Regions from separate parts of the Homo sapiens genome. Here region 2 is linked to region 1. The links are chromatin contacts, found by Hi-C or POLR2A ChIA-PET in ENCODE. All regions are on one chromosome and are shown on one strand. The core of a region is the stretch at or near the end of the contact, and the rest is flanking DNA. Distances in the headings are between cores, read along the strand shown. Region 1 holds the start of IRF2BPL (interferon regulatory factor 2 binding protein like). Region 2 holds the start of SNW1 (SNW domain containing 1).

What was found. A loop is a pair of places that touch in the nucleus more often than their neighbours do. ChIA-PET counts read pairs that join two places held with the same protein, here RNA polymerase II (POLR2A). Pooled maps may share reads with other maps.
Region 2: a loop to region 1 is called in a pooled map, with 5 times the contacts of the local background. The contact joins the promoter of SNW1 here to the promoter of IRF2BPL in region 1. A Hi-C loop is called at or near these places in 3 of 50 pooled maps. POLR2A ChIA-PET finds 5 or more read pairs at or near these places in 2 of 52 experiments (activated B cell and activated T-cell).

Annotation. Positions count from the first base shown.
Region 1 is chr14:77,027,458-77,032,303 of GRCh38, reverse strand. IRF2BPL (interferon regulatory factor 2 binding protein like) reads left to right here and starts at 3,596. Exons shown (of 1, transcript NM_024496.4): 1 at 3,596-4,846. The coding sequence starts at 4,512. It overlaps LOC107984638 (a long non-coding RNA gene), which reads right to left and starts at 4,836. Exons shown (of 4, transcript NR_190002.1): 1 at 4,493-4,836; 2 at 2,824-3,016; 3 at 2,568-2,643; 4 at 732-2,477. It overlaps LOC105370579 (a long non-coding RNA gene), which reads left to right. Exons shown (of 2, transcript NR_169510.1): 2 at 1-745. RefSeq lists an enhancer at 2,023-2,543 and silencers at 3,307-3,436, 3,637-3,846, 3,967-4,466.
Region 2 is chr14:77,756,158-77,763,048 of GRCh38, reverse strand. SNW1 (SNW domain containing 1) reads left to right here and starts at 1,893. Exons shown (of 14, transcript NM_012245.3): 1 at 1,893-1,935. The coding sequence starts at 1,922. It overlaps SLIRP-OT1 (SLIRP overlapping transcript 1), which reads right to left and starts at 2,281. Exons shown (of 2, transcript NR_161324.1): 1 at 1,933-2,281. RefSeq lists enhancers at 380-1,154, 1,702-2,021, 1,929-2,703.

The DNA of each region.
Region 1 (4,846 bases), core at 2,347-4,846:
TGAAAGGATTATGAGTCTGTAATGGAAGTCTGTTTAAATACACGTTGATTTCTAACTCAGTGTGTCTGAAGGCACCCCAGCATGTATGTGTGTATATATATCTCCTTTAGTAACAGTGAAGACAGAGACAGACAGGGAGATGGAGACATATGTGTGTGCATACCAAACATAACACCATGACATAGAATCCAACTTGCTTTCTCTAGCAGCCTGGCTGGAGGGTTGTGGCTAAGTTGCTATTTCCCTAATATTTTTGGTTTAATAAAGGGAAGGGCTGAATAAATATTAATGTAAAGAAATGGGTCACCCAACCGAGCCAAAGCTAAGGAGCCCCAGGCTGGCGGGGATGTCAAACCATTTCCCACCCCTATGTTTTGACTCACTCCAGGGTAGCGGTAGTGTGGGGAGGGCTGAAGTCTGGGAGAGTGAGGCAATGCTCCCCAAGCAACTCTTTGCAGAGGAATCACTGCAAAGTGCCAGCAGGCCAGAGAAAGTTTATTATTGCTCTAGAGTGCACAGTGAGCTCACTGTTTTGCAAAAACAGAAATCTGGCTGCTTTGAGATGAAAGAGGGGCTCCCTAGGGCTCCTCCTCCTCTTCTGTCCTTAAAAACTCGCCTTTCCTTTGCACTCAGGGGCCCCAGAATGAGTGGGAGATTGGGGCTCTGGGGAGGGTTGGATAGGGGAACAGGCTCTGGAAGTCAAGTGTCAAAATAAAAGTAAGTATCTCTTGTTGCTTCCACTGAACTTTATTGCAATTACTAGTAATAAGAGTGATAATAGTGATCCTCACAATTTATGCAGTTTACTAAGTACTGTCACATGTCAACCAGCAATAGTACCAACACTAGTATCAATACTAATAATAACTAACACTAACTGTGAGTCCAACACTGCTCTCCATTCTGTATGGTGTATTTAAGTTACAGTCTGGTAGTGACAGATCTACAACTTCTGTATATAGAACTCAGTGGTACAAATGCGCTTGGAAGGGGAGGCTGGGGGTTGGTTATGAAGGTGTATTGGCATAGTACTTACGTAAGATTGTATGTAACACCAAATCAACTGGGGCTGATGGGAATTTTGAGCACCCCAAACCACCTCTGCAAGCCTGAGCTTGTCAAAGACACCTCAAATCAGATTTACTGGATTCAAATCCCAGCCCCATCACTAATGGCTGTAGGCAAGTTATATAGCCTCTTTACTTTCCTGGTTTGTAAAATGGAGGTAAAAGAATCTACCCTGTAGATAATATTAAGGGTTTAATACTGTAATAGGCCGGTCACGGTGGGTCATGCCTGTAATCCCAGCACTTTGGGAGGCTGAGGCGGGAGGATCACCTGAGGTCAGGAGTTCGAGACCAGCCTGGCCAACATGGTGAAAGTCCGTCTCTACTAAAAATACAAAAATGAGCTGGGTGTGGTGGCGGGCGCCTGTATCCCCAGGTACTTGGGAGACTGAGGCAGGAGAATTGCTTGAACCTGGGAGGTGGAGGTTGCAGTGAGCTGAGATTGCGTCACTGTACTCCAGCCTGGGTGACAGAGTGGACTCTGTCTCAAAACAACAACAAAATACTATAGATAATATCCCCTTAATAATGTAGATAATATTAAGGGTGATGCAAGTAAAGCCACCTAGTTTACTAAGGTCCCACGGCAAGTCTAAGTAAGCGTTATCTCTTCTTATGACAAGAAACAAATTGAGGCCGGGTGAGGTGGCTCATGCCTGTAATCCCAACACTTTGGGAGGCCAAGGTGGGTGCATCACTTGGGCCCAGGAGTTTGAGACCAGCCTGGGCAACACGGCAAAACCCCATCCCTTTCCAAAAATACAAAAAAATTGGCCAGGTGTAATGGCACATGCCTGTAGTCCCAGCTACTAGGGAGGCTGAGGTGGGAGGATTACTTGAGCCTGGGAGGTCAGGCTGCTGCCAGCCGCGAGTGTGCCACTGCACTCCAGCCTGGGCAACAGAACAAGATCCTATCTCAAAAAAACAAAAAACCGAAGTTGAAATCTCAAACAACCCTAACAACCTGGGAGCTATCATTCCATTCTCTTTTCCATGGAAAAGAGAGATTTTGTGGGTAACTAGCTTAAGGGTGGAGAGCCAGTTAGTGATGGAGAGGAAATTTCAATCTGGTGGGCCACACTTCAGAATCCGAAATCCCATTATATTGCTTTCCCTTCTCCAGCCTTCCCTGGGATTATCTCAGTTTTCATGAAATAAAAAAAAAAAAAAAAGCAAACCCAATAATTAGAATAATCAATAGAAATGCCCCAACTAGAGCTATGACCAACATATCCATCGTGCCATAAGCAATACTGATGAGCAGTGATCTTGTAAGGCAGAAGAAATCACGGCCTTGGCCGGGCGTGGTGGTTCATGCTTGTAATCCCAGCACTTTGGAAGGCCGAGGCGGGAGGATCACCTGAGGTCAGGAGTTCAAGACCAGCTGGCTAACATGGTGAAACCATGTCTCTACAAAAATACAAAAAATTAGCTGGGCCTGATGGCGGGTGCCGGTAATCACAGCTACTTGGGAGGCTGAGGCGGAAGAATCGCTTGAACCTGCGAGGCAGAGGTTGCAGTGAGCCGAGATCGCGCCATTTTGCACTCCAGCCTGGGCGACAGAGCAAGACTCCGTCTTAAAAAAAAAAAAAAAAAAAAATCACGGCCTTGTTCCGCCTTCTGGGGCAACATGGAGTGAGATCACAGCGCCTGAGAAAGAACTTTGAAAACTGCGGCTGTGCTTTACAAAAATGTATCAGTATTATTAAATGCTGCCTCCACCTTTTAAAAATCAAACTCTAGAAAAAACACTCACCTGTTTGGCCTCTCCGGCCCCTCCCCCTCCCTGCCCTGAACTGCAGCTGTGCGCAGCCAGTTGCCTGTTTTCCTTAAAGGCCTCGGGGTGCTCGTATCTTCTTCAGACGTTCAGCCAAAATTTTTAAAGTGCGGCTGGGGGGAAGGGTAGCGCACTCTGAATTCATTTAGCTCTATCGTTGAAGCCCGGGTTCCTAGATCAGGGCACAAAAACAAATAGAAAAGACAATTTCTGGAAGATTGGAAAACAGCTAATTTTGCAGGTGCTTCGGCATCAGTGGTGGCGATGAATTTAACATCCATGCCGGGGGGGATAAGGTTCAACCGCAGATGAAATGGTTAATACCTTATACGAAATTCACGGCGAAAAATCCTGAAACAGGACATTTAAATTCACTGCCGAGGCTTGGGGGTGGGGTGGGGAGCAGGGATCGGAAACGACGCTAGTGGTTCTTAAATGCGTTTTTACTTGGGAATGCCCGGCAGGGAAAGGAAAGGTCATCGTCTGTTTAATTTCCACCCCCAGCTCTGGACTTCCAGCATTAGCTCGCCGGGCCTCAGCTGTTGTACACACACGGCGAGGGGGGAGGGGAGGGCGGAGGCGCGGAGGAGGGGCCGGCTGGGAGGAATCTGGGCGTCCTGCCGCGCATGCGCCTTGCCTGAGCAACAAGTGGGCTCCACAGAGGAAGTGTAAAGGGGAGGGGGAAGAACTGGTGCAGAGCATGGCGGTGACGTCAGCGCTCCGCCCGGGCGGCATCCCGCGCGGCCAAGCCGGGGACAGCGCGAGCCGCAGCCGGAGCAGGAGCGCCGAGACGCGCCTCCGGAACGTAGAGTAACAATCACAACCCCACATTCCGGGCGAGCGTGAGCACGAGCGGGAAGGGATGCGACCCGGGCCGAGGCGCCGCGCGAGCGCCCTGCAGCCAACGTGAGCGCCGCCAGCCGCGGCGGCCCGGGCGCCGGCCAGGCCTGGGGGCGGCGGGAGCCTGCGTGCGTGCACTCCTCTCCTCTGCTCTCGTGCGTCCTGGAAGCAGTGGCCGCGGCGGCTCCCTCCGGGGTGCAAACCCAGTCGCCGCCAGCAGAACGGCCGACGCTGCGGAGGGGAGAAGGTCCTTTCTCGGCTGCCACCCCCTCCCCCGGTCCTCCGGGGAAGCAGCGGCTTCAGCAAGATTGGACCCGGGCACCGGGTGGCACTGAACCCTCTGGCCCTCGCCCCAGGGGGCCCGTCGGGGAGAGGACGCAGCTCGTAGGGGGGTCCCCGGGGAGAGGAAGAGACAGCCCCTTTCGAGCTTCCACGCACCAGCCACTCCGGGGAGGGGGCCAAGAGGCAACGGCGGCCACCACCGGGCACCCTCGCCCCCTCCCCTCGGGCCGGGAGCTTCCAGCCCAAGTCTGCAGCACCAGGAAGAAGGCGCCTGAGCTCCCCTCGCGACGAGTCAACCGCAGTAGGAGGTGGGGGCGAAGAGAGGGCTGAACCCGTCCGCTGCCCGGGCGGTGGAGCCCCCACGGCGAGGCGCTGCGCCGGCGGTGGAGACTCGCGTTCCCTCCAGCCCCTGGGGCAGAACTTTCTCGCCCCCCCTCCTCCCTCCCCCGCAGTCGGACTCCCTCCCCAGCCGGCCAGTCCTCCCGGAGGAGAAGGCGCCGCGGAGACAGCCCGGGCGGGGGCCTACCTTCCCCAGGGCAGGCATCATGTCGGCGGCGCAGGTGTCCTCGTCCCGGAGACAATCTTGCTACCTGTGCGACCTGCCCCGCATGCCCTGGGCCATGATCTGGGACTTCTCGGAACCCGTATGCCGCGGTTGCGTCAACTACGAGGGCGCTGATCGCATCGAATTCGTGATCGAGACAGCGCGCCAGCTGAAGCGGGCGCACGGCTGCTTCCAGGACGGCCGCTCCCCCGGGCCGCCGCCGCCCGTCGGGGTCAAGACAGTGGCCCTGTCGGCTAAGGAAGCGGCGGCGGCGGCGGCAGCAGCGGCGGCCGCCGCCGCCGCCGCGCAACAGCAACAGCAACAGCAGCAGCAGCA
Region 2 (6,891 bases), core at 644-3,143, 730 kb before region 1:
ACTCTTGTTGCTCAGGCTAGAGTGCAACGACGCACGATCTCGGCTCACCACAACTTCCGCCTCCCGAGTTCAAGCGATTCTCCTGCCTCGGCCTCCCGAGTAGCTGGGATTACAGGCAAGCACCACCACGCCCGGCTAATTTTGTATTTTCAGTAGAGACGCAGTTTCTCCATGTTGGTCAGGCTGGTCTCAAACTCCCGACCTCAGGTGATCTGCCCGCCTCAGCCTCCCAAAGTGCTGGGATTAAAGGCACAAGCCACCACACCCAGCCAAAGCTACATCTTAAACTCTAATCTTCGGGCTCCCAGGCCATGCAGGTTATATTACACAATGTGATTAACAATCCTGTATTTACCAAAAGATTTTTTCTTTTTGTTTTTTTGGTTTACATGCTGTGGCAGGCAGAATTCTAGGATATCCCCCAAGATCTCCTCCTCACCCAACCCCCACAGTACCTGACCTACATAACCCCTGGGGCCATGACTATGAAGATTCTGATTCTGTTATGCGGTGTGGCAGAGTTGATTTTTTTTTTTTTTTTGAGACAGAATTTTACTTTGTCACCCACGCTGGAGTGCAATGGTGCAATCTCGGCTCACTGCAACCTCCACCTCCTGGGTTCAAGCGATTCTTGTACCTCAGCCTCCCAAGTAGCTGAGAAAACAAGAGCACATCACCACACCCAGCTATTCTTTTATATTATTTATTTATTTATTTATTTATTTATTTTTATTTTTTGAGACGCAGTCTCACTCTGTCGCCAGGCTGGAGTGCAGTGGCGTGATCTTGGCTCACTGCAACCTCCGTCTCCTGATTCACACGATTCTCCTGCCTCAGCCTCCCCAGTAGCTAGGACTACAGGAGCGCGCCACAACGCCCAGCTAATTTTTGTATTTTTAGTAGAGACAGGGTTTCACCATGTTGCCCAGGCTTTGTCGAACTCCTGAGCTCAGGCAATCCGCCCGCCCCGACCTCCCAAAGTGCTAGGATTACAAGTGTGAGCTACTGCGCCCGGCCAAGAGTTGATCTTAAAATAGGGAGATTATCCAGGTGCTCCTGATCTAATCACATGAGCCCTTTAAAAGCAGGGCATTTTTCTCCAACAGTGGCAGAAGAGGAGTCAGAAAGATGTGCCTCAGAAAGCAAATATCCATGTTGTGAACTACCAATAAATAGGGCTCATGTGGGAAGGACTCGAGAGTGACCCCTAGGAGCTGAGGGTGGCCACCACTAACAGCACAAAACAAAACAGGGAACTCGATCCCACAACCGCCAGGAACTGATTTTTGCCAACAAGAATGAGTTAGGAGATGGATTTTTCTCCAGAGCCTCCTATGAGATTTCAGCCTTGTCATACCCTGGGCAGAGAACCCAGACACTCGGTAAATTACCAAGGATTACGAAATATCTCCCCAAGAGAGTGTTTTGGCGGGTGAGAGGATATGGTTTAAAGAAAAGTTTTGAGTGTGAATGTTTTCAGAGAGTCCAAGGACTCTCCATTAGCTAGTCTCATTATTACCTGTCGTTTTAAACGCCCTATCACTCTTACTTAAAGTAGCTGTCCCCGGGAAGCTTTTGTATTTTGTACCCCTTCTCGGGGAACGGGACTGAGTAAGGAACGTAATAAAGCGGCCTAAAAGGCATCTCCCTGTATCTTTGATATTTTGCCTAGGGAACGCCCTATCATGTCGCATATAAGCGATCGAGTTATGCATTTGTTGCTAGCTGAAGAGATTATTCCTTGATAACCGCTTGGTCTGGTCAGAATACAAACGGTACTCCTGTTCAAAGAACTACAAATCCCAGAAGGCCTTTTCGGCCAGAGCGCCTGCGCATCGCGCACTCCTTCCTTTCCGCTCCTCATCATCTGGAAAGACCCGCCCAGCGGTGCTGTCGCTCGCGCTGGAAGAAGCGGAAGAAGATGGCGCTCACCAGGTGGGTTGTTGATTGGGGTCCTCGATACGGAAGGGTCTGGGAGTACCAGTCTTCTTCATTTCTCTTCCCATACCCTCCGGGCGGTGACCTGACCCGGGGCACAGAATGACGTGGGCCAAGACTACGGCTACGCCCTCCCGCTGGCCGCCGCTACGACTAGGCCTAGTCGAAGCTGGGGTCTTTCAGCGGTTTCCCGGGTTTAGTTCACCCGCTCACCGAGGCCGAAAGCTGCGGAGTGGTCTCAGACACTGAAGAGTGGGTTTTTCGCGTGAGCATCTTGCGGGGAGCGGACAGCGCTCCCTCAGGTCCGCGGCTCGGGCGAACGAGATGGGGTTGGTGACGGTAGTGGCTTATTTGGGCGGAGTGAAGCGCGCGGGCTGCGACTGCGCGGCTTTCCGGCCGTTTGCCTGTGGTGGTCTCTCTCCTTTCGCTGTCCACTGGGTGTCCCGAAACAAGGATTCCTGAAAAAAGAGGCCCGGAGCTGAACACAGATTTAAATGAGCCACAGTAGTGACCGCCGTCTGCTGATATGCGCCACTGCTCCGCATTTTAACTTTGGAGCTTAGAATTTCTTCCGTAGATAGAACCACCTCAGTTTTGCTGTTTCCGGTTACCTTAGTAACCGTCTGTAAAGTGCTCTCCGCCTTTAAGAAAAAGATGCTTTTCAGTGGGAGAGTCCGAGAAGTTACGCTACTCCTACTAGTTCCCAGCCTTGCTGCCCCATTTTAAGTGGAAAAACTTTCCATGCGAACTCAACAGGAAAAGGCTAGTGTTCAGGAAGGTTATAGATAAAGTAATCCTTTCAGGACATCAGCTTGAGCTCTTTTAACACCCTTCATTCTCCTCACGCATGTTTTTTTTTCTGGCTGATGACAGTATGACTCCAAAAGTTTTAATCAAAAAATTATTTTGGGAATTACTGTTGGTGCCTTGCTCTGTCCTGGGGGTTGTGTACACAGAAGAAAATCTGTCTTTGGCAACAGGGAAGATAGGGGTGCAAGGTATACAGACATAAAACAATTACAGAACACAAAATGTGCATTTGTGTAATACTAACCTTAGTGCAAAAAGAATTGAATGGAATAAGTTATGTGGGCTGGAGAGTTTTCTCCCCACCCTCGTTTCTAAAATTTTTTTGCTTTTTTTTTTAACTTTATTTTTTGAGATGCGGTCTCGCTGTGTTGGCCAGGTTGGTCTTGAATTCTTGGCCTCAAGCAGTCCTCCTGTCTCGGCCTCCGAAAGTGCTAGGATTACAGGCATGAGCCACCATGCCCGGCATCTGAAATTTTTTTAAAAAAAAACTAGAAATAGGGTGTTACTGCGTTGGCCAGAGTGGTCTCCAACTCTTGGCCTCCATCAATCTTCTCACCTAGGCCTCCCAAAGTGCTGGGATTGCAGGCATGAGCTACCATGCCCAGCCAAGAGTTTGTTTAGTAAATGTTACAGGCAGCAAACATTTGAGTGCTCCCCAGGTGTGAGACACTGTGTCATAGACTAGTAAAGTTATGAGGGGAGACTTTGTGGAAAAGGTGGAATTTGAAATGGACACACAGGAAAAATTTCTAGAGATGTCATGGGTATTTTTTATTTATTTTATTTTTTGATATAGGGTCTCACTCTTGCCCAGGCTGGAGTGCAGTGGCCCAATCACAGCCCACTGCAGCCTCAACCTCCCAAGGCTCAGGTGATCCTCCTGCCTCAGCGCCCTAGAGTAGCTGGGACTCTAGACGCTTGCCATGATGCCCAGTTAATTTTTGTTTTTTTTAGTAGAGATGGGGTTTTGCCATGTTGCCCAGCCTGGTCTTGAACTGGGCTTAACTGATCTGATCTACCCATCTCAGCCTCCCACAGTGCTGGCATTACTGGCGTGAGCCACCACATCATCTGGCCTGTCATGGGTATTGCGTGCTTAAAATTGCAGTGGCAGAATGCGATCTTTAAATGGCCAGTCTTGAGGACTCCAGAGCTTTCCATACCTACCATCTGGTGTTCCTCAGTATTCTTTGTAATATCCTTTAAATCAGTAAACACATTTCCCTGAGTTCTGTGAGCTGCCCTAGCAAATTAGTTGAACCTGAAGATGAGGTCATGGGAACCCTGGTTTGTAGTTAGTTGGCCAGTGGCCTTGGACCTACTGTTGGCATCTGAAGTAAGGGCAGTCTTGTGGGACTGAGCCTTCAACCTGTAACATCTGACAGTATCTCCAGGTAGATAACATCAAAATTGAATTGAATTAGAGGACACTTGACTGGTGTCCAGTAGACACAGTTGATAGCTTGCTTGATATGTGGGGAAAAACCATCACACATCTGGTATCAGAAGTGTTGTGTGTTGTTGATTGTTGAGTGAAATAATAGGAGAAACTGAGTTTGTTTTAATTTTATACTCTATCCACATGGAGCTTACACTCTAATGGGACAGAATTGGAATTCTAGTGGGACAGAATTCTAATTAGCTTACATTCTAATGGGACAGAGTGAGTAAAATCATAATGCAATTTCACGTAATACATGCTAGGAATAAAATAAAGACCGGGTTAGAGAGTGACTCAGAGTTTGGGGTGAAGTGGCTATTTTGGGTAAGGTGGTCAGAAAACAGCTCTAGAGAGAGGTAACTGAGCAGAGACAAGAGTGCTGAGATGCAAGCTGTTGAAAGATCTGGGGCTACTCTAGGCATACTGCCTGTGGGATAGCCCTGCCCAGCAAGGAGCAATCAAAAAAGAAAAGATCTGGAGATCTGGAGAAGAATTTTCTATAAAAGCATACGAAAATTTGTTCTTTTTTTTTTTTTTTTTTTTTGTGGCAGAGTCTCACTCTCACCCAGGCTGGAGTGCAGTGGAGCAATCTCAGCTCACTACAAACTCCACCTCCCAGGTTCAAGTGATTTTCCTGCCTCAGCTGGGATTACAGGCGTCCGCCACCACGCCCGGCTAATTTTTGTGTTTTTAATAGAGACAGGGTTTCACTATATTGGCATGGCTGGTCTCGAACTCCTGGCCTCAAGTAATCCACCTGCCTTGGCCTCCCAAAGTGTTGGAATTACAGGTGTGAGCCACCTCGCCCAGCCGGAAAAATTGTGATTGATTGCAATAGATAGATAGATAGAGAAAAATTGTGATTGATTGATTGCAATAGAGAAAAATTGTGATTGATTGATTGCGATAGATAGATAGATAGATAGATAGATAGATAGATGATTAGATTGATTTGATGGCAGAAGGAATAGCCAATGTAAAGATCCTGAGATGGCTTGTTTAAGAAAAGATAAGAAGGCTGTAGTGAAATAAAGATGGTGAGTGCTGGGGAAGAGTGTATTTATTTCTCCTACAACATTTAAGGAGCTCGAGCTGTGAGCTAGAAGTCTTGGAGCATTAGGGATGAAAGAAGCATAAGGCGTGATTCCTGCAGAGCTGCTCACAGTCTCATGAAAACAGAATAGTTAAATGAGTAGATGATTGCAATACAGTAAGGTAATGTTGTAGTAGTGGTATGTAGAGCGTTTTGGGGGAGCATAGAGACAGGCAGTTAACCCAAACTGGAGGAGTCATGGAACAGCCCTGAAATAATCAAACATACAGAACCTGTATTGAAAGTGTCTAGATACTATACCAACTGGTTCATGGATTTCTCTCATTTAATACTTATAAGAACCTTATGAAGTAGATACTCTTATGAACTATTATTACAGATGAGAAAACAGATTCAGAGAGGTAAGTAGCTTATCCAGGTTAGTAAGTGGCATAGGTCGGATCTGAATTCTGAGCCTAGCCATCACTTACCTCCCCAGACTGGATTAGATCCCTCTCATGTAGACTGTCATAGCATCTATATTTTTCCATCATAACTTAACATAATGTGTAATTATAGATTTGTGTGATTTTTTTTTTTTTGGTCTCTGTCTGCAAGACTAAGCTGTCTTTCTCCATTTATAGTCTCATGCCTAGCATAGTGCTTGTACCCAAATAATAAATATTTTTGAATAATTAATAAGCTCTGCTACTTAGGTATGCTTACTATCCAAGAATCACAAAGGAACTAAGGTTATTTTCTCCATATTCATCCATCAGGATCCTTTTGTAATACTTTGGAGTATCACTGTAATACTTTAATACTTAAAAGTTGTTAAGAACCATTTAGTAGAAAGGTTACCTTGACTAAAGAATAAGCTGCATCTTCAGGGCTTCTGCTTTGATTCTTTGGCCTCTAAGGGTTTTTTTGTTGTTGTTTGTTTGTTTGAGATGGAGTTTTGCTGTTGTTGCCTAGGCTGGAGTGCAATGGTGCAATCTTGGCTCACTGTACCCTCCACCTACCGGATTCAAGTGATTCTCCTGCCTCAGCCTCCCGAGTGGGATTACAGGCGCACACCAGCACGCCTGGCTAATTTTGTATTTTTAGTAGAGACAGGGTTTCACCATGTTGATCAGGCCGGTCTTGATCTCCTGACCTCAAGTGATCCACCCACCTCGGCCTCCCAAAGTGCTGGGATTACAGGTGTGAGCCACCATGGCTGGCCTGGCCTCTAAGTTTTAAATTTCATTGTAGATACCCTTGACACTTAAATATGCAACTTGTGTTTATTTTATCCACCTCTTTTTTACATTCAGTTTTAATCCTAGTTCTTTTGTATTTACACTGAAGTAGTTTAAAGTAAGGAGCATAATGGTAAAAATGTTAAAAACAAGGAGTAGCCAGGCGTGGTGGCTCATGCCAGTAATCCCAGTACTTTGGGAGATGGAGGCTGATGGATCACTTGAGGTCAGGAGTTCGAGACCAGCCTGACCAACATGGGCCAACATGGCAAAAACCAGTCTCTACTAAAAATACAAAAAATAGGGATGTGGTGGCATGCACCTGTAATCCCAGCTACTCGGGAGGCTGAGGCATGAGAATCACACGAATCCAGGCGACAGAGGTTTCAGTGAGCCGAGGTTGCACCACTGCACTCAAGGCTGGGCGA